Linked DNA regions of Homo sapiens: regions 1 and 3 are each linked to region 2. Evidence: chromatin contacts called from ENCODE Hi-C data. All regions are on one chromosome and are shown on one strand. The core of a region is the stretch at or near the end of the contact, and the rest is flanking DNA. Distances in the headings are between cores, read along the strand shown.

Region 1 (3,433 bases), core at 934-3,433, 860 kb before region 2:
CACCATACACTTTCTAGTTTATTTATCTGCATAAAACTTAGTTCTCAACAAGACTATAACTGCCTTATGAACAGGAATCAACAGTTGAGAATCTTCAGAGTCTCCTATAACATCATGTAAGAGCTCACTAAATGTTTGATTTAAATAACTAGGCTTAAGAGTAATAGGCTGGGCATGGTGGCTCATGCCTGTAATCCCAGCTCTTTGGAAGGCCGAGGCGGGAGGATCACGAGGTCAGATCGAGGCCATCCTGGCTAACACGGTGAAACCCGTCTCTTCTAAAAATACGAAAACAAAAAATTAGCAGGGAGTGGTGGCCAGTGCCTGTAGTCCCAACTACTCGGGAGGCTGAGGCAGGAGAACGGTGTGAACCCAGGAGGCGGAGCTTGCAGTAAGCCAAGATCTCAACAGTGCTAAATGCATACATGGATTATCTTACTAAATTTTCATAACTCTATAGAGGTAAGTGCTATCATTATTTTCTCCATCATAGAGGAAGAAAGTGAAGCTCAGAATAACTTGCTCAAGGTCATACAGGCCTGGGCAAACCCAGGGCCTGAATCCAGCAAAGCTCTTAACTACCTCAGAACACTGCACAGTTCGAGCCCTGCAATACTACAGTCTATGAATGATTTCGATTTCACTAAGTTAGAAATTTGAATTTCAACAGAGACATTTTAGCTAAAAGGTAAAATTTTAAAGAGGATGAATTAAGAGAATTTCCCACAGACATCTTTATAATAAAATGAGGAGAAAAGCCTCCCATTTCCTATTTATGAAAGTGATATTAAGGTGTGTGTCACAATTTCATCAAGAAGTGGCTTATGACAATACAGCTTTGGTTTAGGTATTAAAATAGGACTCTTTTCTGCCCATAGGAGGACATGGAAATGAAGGATAGATGTGATAAATGTCAATTCAGAGCTCTGCAAAATGCCAGACTCAATTCTTGTTTTAAAATATCAGAGCCAGGGCTCTTGTTTCACCCTTGATTCTTCACACAAAACACCACCATCCTCTGACCTCTTCACACAGAGCAAGCTTTACCCCACTACCTAAAGGGGAGTGCTGATCCACATGGTCTCCCCATCCACGCTAGAAATTGATCCCAAACACCAACCGCTGCATAGACGTCGGCGACTTTGGTCTGCACCCCCCGAACTTGGTGATACCTCATCAAGCCAAACCCCTCCCCAACATCCAAAATGCCCAGACCAGCATCCGAAAGCTGGTCTCCTATACAAAGCAGAATCCCTGCCTACAAAGCAGTTTCCCACCTCCGACTCCTCCCCACGGCGAACAGCCCTTCTGGATCCAACCAACCCACCAACCCCAATAGGGCCCAGCACCCAGAGGGTCCACAATCCAGAGAAGGAGCTACAAGCCCTGTACTTGCAAGCCTCGAACCCCCAACTCCAACTGACCTCCCCTCTGCCAGAGCAAGACCACGAGTACCCGCCGAGAGCGGACCTGGCTGGCTACACAAAGCCAGGCGCCCGACCAGAGGGATCCTCCGGGACGTCCTCCGCCACCGGGGCGTCCCCGCCCAGCCCCGCCCGGCGCCCGGCGCTCACCAGCTCTCCTCCCCCTCCTCCTAGCCTGACAGACGCTCCAGGTCGTCTAGCAAGCCGCCCTCCCCCGCCGCCAGCAAGAAGGTGGCGTCTCGCAGCTCCTCGTTATTCGTCCGCCTCGGGTCCATCCGGCCCCGCCGCCCGACTTTGCGCTGAGACCCAAGGGGAAGCCCCGAGGGGACCCCGCGCCGTAGGAGGGAGTGGAGGAGCCGGCGAACCGCGATGGAGCCGGGGCCCAGCACAGCGCGAGCGGCTCCTCGGCTGTTCGTGCTGCTTCCCCAGCTTCTTCACCGGCACCTGCAGCTTCCGCACCTCCTGGTCCGCGTTCACGTTAGAGTTAACGTCCTCCATCCCGGCCCCGCTGCCTCCGCCGCCCGCGGCCCTCTCGCTCTCGCAGCAACAAGGGAAGAGCCGGAGGAAAGAGGCGTCCACGCCGCTCACTCCAGCCGAGGCCCCCGCATATAGCAGGGCCAGGCCCCGTCGCCAGGGTTCCCCCAGCGCGGGTCCCGAAGCACCGCTGGCCACAGATGAACCGCCTCCTCAGCGCAGGTCCGGGATTCGGGGAGGCAGCGCCAATATCCGGTCTCTGCAGCCATCTTCCCTCCGTCCCTCCGCCCACCGAGGGTCGGCCCTGTAGGTGACCTCAGAGCGTCGGGGATGGGCGTGGCCCCGTCGGGCGCTAAGAAGACCTAGCGCAGAGAGGACCGCCGAGCTCCCGACGGGGCGGGGCCAGGTGTGTGAGGGGCGGGGATTGGACCCGGAGGGGCGTGTCTGGACTGCCGGCGGAAGTGGAACGCGGCCTGACCTGCGACGGAAAGCCACTGCAAGCCCGGAGGCGAACAGAAGGCATTCCGCGAGCCGGGCTGAGTTGGTGAACACGGTCCTCGTTCACCCCGCCTATTGGTCTGGGCGTGTGGGGTATTCTCCACCCACTTATACGGCGTGTGGGACCGACGGGCCCGTCCTGCCCGGCTCCGGTCCGGATCTCGAGTAGGCGCTCAATGGGATTCGGGGAGACGTAGTTTACTTTGTTCAGCAAATATTTAACCGATGCCTATTTTAATGGGAGATTGTTTCCGCTGGCGGGAGCCTCAGAGACCGCCTGTGTCCTTTAAGAAACCCGAATTTCAGACAGTTAAGAGAGGTCTAAGGTCAAAATAATAATCATAATTTCTTCTTACTGGCCAGATACTATGCTAAGCCCTTTTTAATTTTATTATTATTATATTTTGTCACCGAGGCTGGAGTGCAATGGCCCGATCTTGGCTCTGCAACCTCCGCCTCCCGGTTTAAAGCGATTCTCCTGCCTCAGCCTCCCGAGTAACTGGGATTACAGGCGGGCGCCACCACGCCTCGCTGATTTTTGTATTTTAGTAGAGACGGGGTTTCGCCATTTTGGCCAGGCTGGTCTCGACCCTGACCTCAGGGTGATCCGCTCACCTCAGCCACTCAAAAGTGCTGGGATTACTGGCGTCAGCCACCGCGCGCCCGGTCGTGCTAATCACTTTGAAAGGCATTATCTCATCGGTTAAAACATAGTTTTCCGGACTTAAAAGTTTACAGCACACTGGCGCAGAAGATGGAAAACCGCTGCTTGCCTTTCTCCGTTTATTGACTCACATTCTGCTCTTTGGATCATTTTCTTCGGAAAAAGTTTTCCAAAGTGTGTCTTGTGTATTAAAAGTTGTGTATTAAAAGTATTTGAACACGCTGACAGATACTGAAGAATGCAGAAAATTGTATGAGTGTGAAAATCTGCCTTTACGATGTGTACTAGTGGCAGCAAATCCAAACAAAATTTAAGTGCTTTGTTTTGATCACATTCATTGGGCTTCAGATGTCAATTGTGCGCTGCTTTGGCT
Region 2 (3,308 bases), core at 15-2,514:
GACCACAGCCTGGCCTTAAAGTCCAGACCTAGAGTCCCGGAGCTAGTGTGTACTACACAGAATGGAGACCTTGCCTGAGGAGCTGGTTCTCAGAGAACACTGGCAGGAAGGAAGAAAGAAATGTATATTCTAGGAGGCCTCTGCTAACCAGGAAAGGGGGCTGAGTCACACTCTGAAAGGTGGAAGAGGCAGAGAGCAGGTATCAACGCCCTCATTTTACAGATTAAAACAAAACAAGAAAAACAAACACTCCTCACCTCCCTGCAAAAAAACCACCCTGAGGCTCAGACAGGGGAAGTAGCTGGCCCTGGTCACACAGTAGGTTAGCGGCAGAGTTGAGAGGAGACTCCATATGCCCTAGGGATGTGTTGTGATGAACTTTTCCTACTGGTACTGTTTCCTCCCGCGAGGGAATGTCTAGACCAGCCGCACCTTCTTGCTTTGACCCTTCAGAACTTTGGCCTGTCCAGTTAAAGAGGCACAGAGCCCTCCTACCCACAGGGAATGTTTCTAACTTACCAAGCACCTATTATGTGCTTAGAACTTGGACTTTCCTGATCTCATTTAAGCCTCACCATTCTAGTGAGGAAGCATCACAGAACCCATTTTCCTGATGAGGAAACTGAGACTGGGAGGGGTTAAGATCCTGTACACAGTTGTAACTGGCATGTCTGAATCCAGTTTCAAACCAAGGTGCCTTTCAGTGAACACCCAAGCATCTTCCTCTCGGATTAACTGCTAGGCCAATACCAAAATCTCTTTCTCGGGCTACTCTTTTGCTGCTGAGTTAAAAAGAGATCCTGAGACTTAGCCTGGGACCCCGACTCGCGGCGATTCTGTGGCAGGCGCAGACCTTTTCTCCTGTCCTCCACTGCCTCTTTGCCTCGGAGGGCGCCCCGGGGCGCGAGCGGGGCACGGGCGACCCTGGCTCCTTGGAGGCCCGGGGACTTGCTCTCCGCGGTCCGCCGCGGCCGCTCCACCGAGTCCTGGCCTCCAGCGCCCTCACCTGGCTGCTGCGGGCGGGACTCTGCGCACCCGGGCTCCGCGGGCTCAGGTCTGCGTCTCCCAGAGCCGCCGCCAGAGCCCGCCCCGGTCCGGCCCGGGCACAGGGCCCCCGCCCCACTTGGGCAAGGCGGGGGCGCGTGGAGGGAAGTTTCATCGGGGGGCGAGGGAGGGAGCTTCGGTGCCGCGCGGGCGTCAGGGGCTCCTCGGGGGAGGAGTCAGTAAAAGTGGCTATAAAAGCGGCCTCTCGGCTGAGGGCCGGGGAGCTAGCGCTCAAGCAGAGCCCAGCGCGGTGCTATCGGACAGAGCCTGGCGAGCGCAAGCGGCGCGGGGAGCCAGCGGGGCTGAGCGCGGCCAGGGTCTGAACCCAGATTTCCCAGACTAGCTACCACTCCGCTTGCCCACGCCCCGGGAGCTCGCGGCGCCTGGCGGTCAGCGACCAGACGTCCGGGGCCGCTGCGCTCCTGGCCCGCGAGGCGTGACACTGTCTCGGCTACAGACCCAGAGGTAAGAGGGCCTGGCTGGGGGCGTCAGGGATGAGCTGACGGCCCATGCCACGGAAGAGAGGTAAGAAGTGGGGGCCCGCGCCTCCACCCGGCACAGGGTAAACGTTACCCGCCTCAGTTTCTGTTTGTCTGTCCACCCTGTGCTGTGCAGTCTACCTCTATCTGTCTGTTTGTCCATGCGTCTGTTGATGGGCACACGCTCTTGGCACTGTCCTCTGTGGGATTTCTCTGAGATCTTGTGATGCTTTACAAGCTGCAGGTGCCGGGGGGCGCTGGAGTCCCCAGAGGGCATCCAGAGGGGGCAGACTCCTGCTTTCCGTAGATTTTCCCCCTTCTGAATGGCACCGGGGGCTTGCGCCCGGGAGAGTGTCTCGCCGAGGAGGGAGTACCACAAGGGTCAGGTCTCGGTGTCCTGCCGACTGGGAGCCAGCTCACGCCGAGCTCTAGCGGGCGTGCGCCTAGCAACAGGTCTGCGCCCTGCTGCTCCTGCCTCAGCACGCTCTTCCTCCCAGTTTCCCTCGCCTCCCAGTGCCTCCGGGACAGCGCTAGGCACCCAGCGACGCGCTGGCGCGGGGCCGAGCTGAGGCAATTGCAATGTTAGATGAACCCGGGGGGCTCTGCTGATGTTTAGACTGAGACTCCAAACGTGGCATCGCTGGAAGAAGGTCTGGTGGTCCCTGGCAAAGGACGTCGGCTCCAAGAAAGGTCGCGTTAGGTTGTGAGGAAAGGCAGAGAGTCCTGGCAGAACGCTGGCCAGGTCTCCAGCTCGCCGCTCTGGGAACGAAGGCCAGTGACATTCTGGAATGGACCCCAAGGGATGCGTGTGCTCATGAGAGAGGAGCGCTGTGCGCCCTGGGTCCTCAGCCGCAGACACTCTCTGCGACAGCCGCTGTTCCCCAAGGGTCGGACGCTACGGCAGTCCCAGGAGTTCCGCCAGCTGCCGGGTTTGAGGTCCTGAGTCCTTCTCCAAGCAGCCAACGCTACCCACAGGTGAGAGCTCCCTTTAAAAACTAATCTTCTGATGTGTGAGCCAGTGCCTGGCTGCAGCCCCATACCAGGGACGGTGAGCCGGGGAGCGCGTCTCTCCATCCCTGCGGTCTGGAAAGTGATCCAGGGCGCGCCCGAGGGCGGGGAGCCGGCGGCTCTGCGTGCCCAGGCGCGACGCCACCATGGACAGCTCCCAGCCACTTCCTCCACTCGGGGTCTGTGGCCCTGGGTCTCCGGGGAAGTCGTGCGCTTTCTTCCCAGACCCAAGGCGTTGGGGCGCTGGGAAAGAGGAAAGGGACTGAGAGTCCGCTGGGGCCCTCGGTATTACCACTCAGGAGGCAGCCCAGCCCTCAGGAGTCTGTGGTTTGTGACCAGGTCCTAGCTGAGCCGGCAGTTCTGCAGGACCTCCCGGGGGCACTCTGTGGTTCTCTGGCTTTTCTATGACACCACGGAGACCCCTCAGAGCTGTTAGGAAAGTATGGCCCCTGAGAATCCGACCCAGGCAGTGAGATAATGCCAGATACAATTACGCCAGACATAATTAGGGATCCAGCTCAAACTGTTTTCTGTGTAGGGCACAAGTTCATGTGTTCCATCAAATTAAATTATTTATTTAGTACATATGGGATTGGGAGGATATATTAGTTTTACGATTAATGATAGAATGGAGAAGAAATCAAATAGAGCAAATTTATAGAGAAGGCAATCGGATGCATTTGCAAAAGCAACTATGCGGTTTTCTGATCCTAATAGTTTTGTTCAAAGCCCATGACTTTCTTAAAGCAATTTCCAAAGGCTCCTTTTTAGCCCAGT
Region 3 (3,429 bases), core at 591-3,090, 540 kb before region 2:
TCCAGGGTCAGGATTCAGGAGCTCAGGGAAAAAGGGGCCCTGCAGCACCATTGTCTGAGAAGGATTCTCTTCCTTTCCTGCCTCCTGTTCCTTCTTTTCTCATATATTATTCTCCAAACGCTGGGCTTCTCAAATGAAATAGGAACTTTTCCCCTTTTCATGACTTTGTTCAACAGACCTTTCTATGTCGAGAGCCCACGGCCCCTAGGAAATCTTTCAGGACGACCTTCAAGTATCACCTGCTATGATCTGAACTGAGGACCCCCTTTTGGGTTTCTGATGCCTCTTGGCATCAGAAACATGCTCAGACATGTAAGGGCTTCAGCTGCCATGAGGGCAGGGGCCCCCATTCTCCTTTGCTTTGCTCTGCAGGGCAGGGTGGGTGCTCAGTAACCATGCACAGTGAGGACAGCAAGCTCAGCTCTGCGTTCCACCCTCCCCCACAGAGCTGAGATGATGGAACGGGGCCTCATGACTGTAGAGACCCCAGGTGCCCACGGAAGTCAGGCGCACTGGCCCTTGGGGGAAACAGCTGCTCGTTGGCCTACCCTCCCTTCCACCCACAGCACAATTTCCTGGAAACCTGCCTAGTGCAGATTGAAGAAAGAGAAGCAGAAATACCAAAGTCCAATTCTTCCCATCCCACCCATAGAAAAACCCACATATGCAAAATGATAAGCCCTTTCCCCTGCCTGACTTCACCTTCCAAAACACTTTCATGTCCGTATCCCACTTTTTCACTCCAATAACATCCTTGTGAGGTGGGCAGAGCAGTGAGCATTCCTGTTTTATAGATGAGGAGACCGAGGCTCAGAGAGGCTACCTGGTCTGGACAGGACATTCCTGTTTTATAGAAGAGAAACTGAGTCTCTTTATTCTATGTTATGTAGGTTGAGAGAGACACCCTAAGAGAGACAGAGAGGCTGCACTTTGACCTGCATCGTGGTCACTCTGAGTGACCGTCCCCTATGTTGAAAGGCAGGAAGGAGAGGAGAGGCCCTAAAACGAGTTCCTGCACCCCAGGTGTCCACTCTGTGCTTTCAGGACTTGATGGCAAGTTAGATGTCTTTGAAATCTGCAGAAACTCTCCTGGCCCGCAAGGGGGCTCCTGTGAGCCCGGGCAAGAAGTTAAACAACGTGGAAGCCTTTCAGGCATGCTGGGCAGGAAGGGGAGGCAGAGATATGGCCCCGTCTGGCGCCTCCTCAACCAGAATGGCTCTGAATTATCTGTTTTCTAGATTGGGGTATCACAGGGGACTGTGTTTGAAACAAGTTCCACCTCCCCTGGAGTTTGCAAATTTGCATGAACAATGCCTCACTAGTCAATGCCGAGGGAGGAGCCTGTAAATCCCAGGTCACAACACGGGGCCCTCTGGTAGATCGGGGCAAAGCTATGCTATGTTTGGGCTGCAGACTGGCTTTATGTTTAATTTTGTTTTACCTTGAAAAAGTTGGCCCTTGGAGAATTTCACATAAAATTCAGGATTTCTGCTTTTGGAAGATTGGCTACACTGGGGCTGCCTTTCTGCCCTACAATGTGCAGGTGGAGCTGAGCTGCCAGAGTCCCCTTTACACTGCTCATGGAGTTGGTTTTTCACAGCCTCCACCACTCCCTATGGCTCAGACCCAGCCAGCTTTGGTCATTGATGTCATCTGCCCAGCCCCTGGAGGCATCTGATTTTACCATCTCATGCATGTGTGGCTTTAAAGAAGTAGGCTGTGAGTTAGAATTTCCAAACTTTGTTGCACAGGCAGGTCAGGAGGCTTGGATTTGTGAAAGACTTGATCTGTGACCACATGAGCTGCAGCTTCGGTCTGCCAACCCTCTGATTCCTTTGAACTACCTCCTCTTCATTCAGGAAGGAAGCCGTGCCAAGTGCATCTGCCCGGTTCCCTTGACCTGCCACCCAGAACAGATGCCAGTCAGTGCTGCCAGCCAGGCCCAGCTTTGGGAGTCTCAGGGTCTCCTACAGGGCCTAGTTGTTGAGGGCTGTGTTAAGCCATCCCAGGCTGGTGAACACAAAGTTACATTCCCAAGTTATACCTACCAAGCCTGGGGTATGGTGTAAGCTGTACATTAGGCAGTGGCTACTCTAATGGGCATTAAGATACTTTCCTGCACAGGGAACTCCCTTTGCCAGTTGTCACCTTAGCATATTCTCTGGGTCAGGCCCCAAGAGCCCTAAAAGGGAAGGCATGACGGCCACTCACGGGGTGAGTGGTGAGAGGTGGGGGCAGGTAGAACCTTGCAATGGTAGAGTCTTCACAGGGTGGTGTCCCAGTAGCTATAGCAGATGCCTTGGACAAGAGGTCAGAGTTATTTTCTAGGGCTAGGCAGGTAGCAACACACTAAGAGAATCCAGATTATTTACCATCGTCATTTTCCCTCCTTTCTTCCTGCAAAATTCAGATGCAAAGCCATCTTTCTCCTTGTACCCCAAGGGTAAATGATGCCTCCCAGCTGAGAGCCAGAGAGATGAGGCAGACAGAGTGTGCAGATGTGGCTGTCTCACATTGGACTTAGTCCACCAGTCACAGTGAGATGAGTCCCTTCAGTCGTTGAGTCTCTGTACCCTTCTCATGATAATGGAGCAATGACACCCCTTCTTTTGGGGCTACCAGCTTAGATGGTGTAGTCAACATGGAAGAGCATTTTGAATAAGTGGAAAGAGCTGTGTTAACAGCTCCTGGGAGGAGACCAGGGGATGTTGGAGGAGTATGATGCTCTGGGCCATCTGGAAGGCAACAAGCAGTCAGGCTCTGCTGAAGTCCACTGTGGAGCCCAGGGCTCAGCCATCCTGCCCATCTCCTCCATCTCCTGCATCTCTGCATCCATGGAGGGAAGATTGACTTTTCCCATCCTGCTCACCAAGGAGGTGGGAAATGGGAAGATCAACCAAGCCATTGTTATTACCTTTCTCTCTTTAGAGTCCTTGAAACTGTCTGCTTGTTTTCTGCTGAACGTAAGTAATCCTACTTATACTCTGCTAATGCCTTCTTTCCTCTGAGCCTAGCAAGTGAGATTTAAATGAACAGATGAGGTCTGAAAATTTATGTGCAAAGCCCATGTTCAGGACAGTGAGGGATATGCTGTCAAAGGATGTATCAAAGTCAGCTGAAGCTATAATGATCCTTACATTATTCTTGAAAAATTGAACCACGAGGAGGCACAGCCCAACACAGGGTTGGTCATGGGAGGCTGAGCTCCTCAGGTGCGTCACTGGCTGGACTCCATTCTTCCAGGGGGATGTGCAACATGTGATGAGATCTCTAGTTTGGAAAAAGTAAAGGAGCTCTCTGATTGAAGATCAGGCAGAGTTTCCTTTGAGTCTGTGCAGAAGGCCTCACACCAGAGTGGTGCAGGGTGAACCCGTCAGCAAGGACTTGGGTGGCTTTGTATAGTTCTGGCTGCAAGAAAGAGTGAATCAG

Evidence for each region. Hi-C counts contacts between places; a loop is a spot of excess contacts on that map. Pooled maps may share reads with other maps.
Region 1: a loop to region 2 is called in a map of chondrocyte, with 3 times the contacts of the local background. The contact joins the promoter of ST20 here to the promoter of CEMIP in region 2. A Hi-C loop is called at or near these places in 1 of 168 maps with a recorded cell type or tissue (chondrocyte).
Region 3: a loop to region 2 is called in a map of IMR-90, with 36 times the contacts of the local background. The contact joins the enhancer-like site here to the promoter of CEMIP in region 2. A Hi-C loop is called at or near these places in 3 of 168 maps with a recorded cell type or tissue (HCT116, IMR-90 and chondrocyte) and 9 of 50 pooled maps.

The regions. Positions count from the first base shown.
Region 1 is chr15:79,921,569-79,925,001 of GRCh38, forward strand. It overlaps ST20 (suppressor of tumorigenicity 20), which reads right to left and starts at 2,184. Exons shown (of 3, transcript NR_037653.2): 1 at 1,884-2,184. ST20-MTHFS (ST20-MTHFS readthrough) reads right to left here and starts at 1,524. Exons shown (of 4, transcript NM_001199760.2): 1 at 1,471-1,524. ST20-AS1 (ST20 antisense RNA 1) reads left to right here and starts at 1,203. Exons shown (of 1, transcript NR_028330.1): 1 at 1,203-3,286. RefSeq lists silencers at 1,342-1,451, 1,472-1,541, 1,552-1,601, 2,222-2,371 and enhancers at 1,902-2,081, 2,512-2,561, 2,763-3,423.
Region 2 is chr15:80,778,106-80,781,413 of GRCh38, forward strand. CEMIP (cell migration inducing hyaluronidase 1) reads left to right here and starts at 1,265. Exons shown (of 30, transcript NM_001293298.2): 1 at 1,265-1,509. RefSeq lists a silencer at 887-1,166 and an enhancer at 1,787-2,292.
Region 3 is chr15:80,241,228-80,244,656 of GRCh38, forward strand. All of the region lies in intron 1 of CTXND1 (cortexin domain containing 1), which reads right to left. Among named protein-coding and RNA genes, the nearest start is that of CTXND1, 9.3 kb to the right of the region's middle. RefSeq lists an enhancer at 789-1,332. Within about 2 kb of position 1,841, at least 3 of the 41 ENCODE cell types and tissues checked have a DNase peak (open chromatin) inside an H3K27ac peak, as active enhancers do.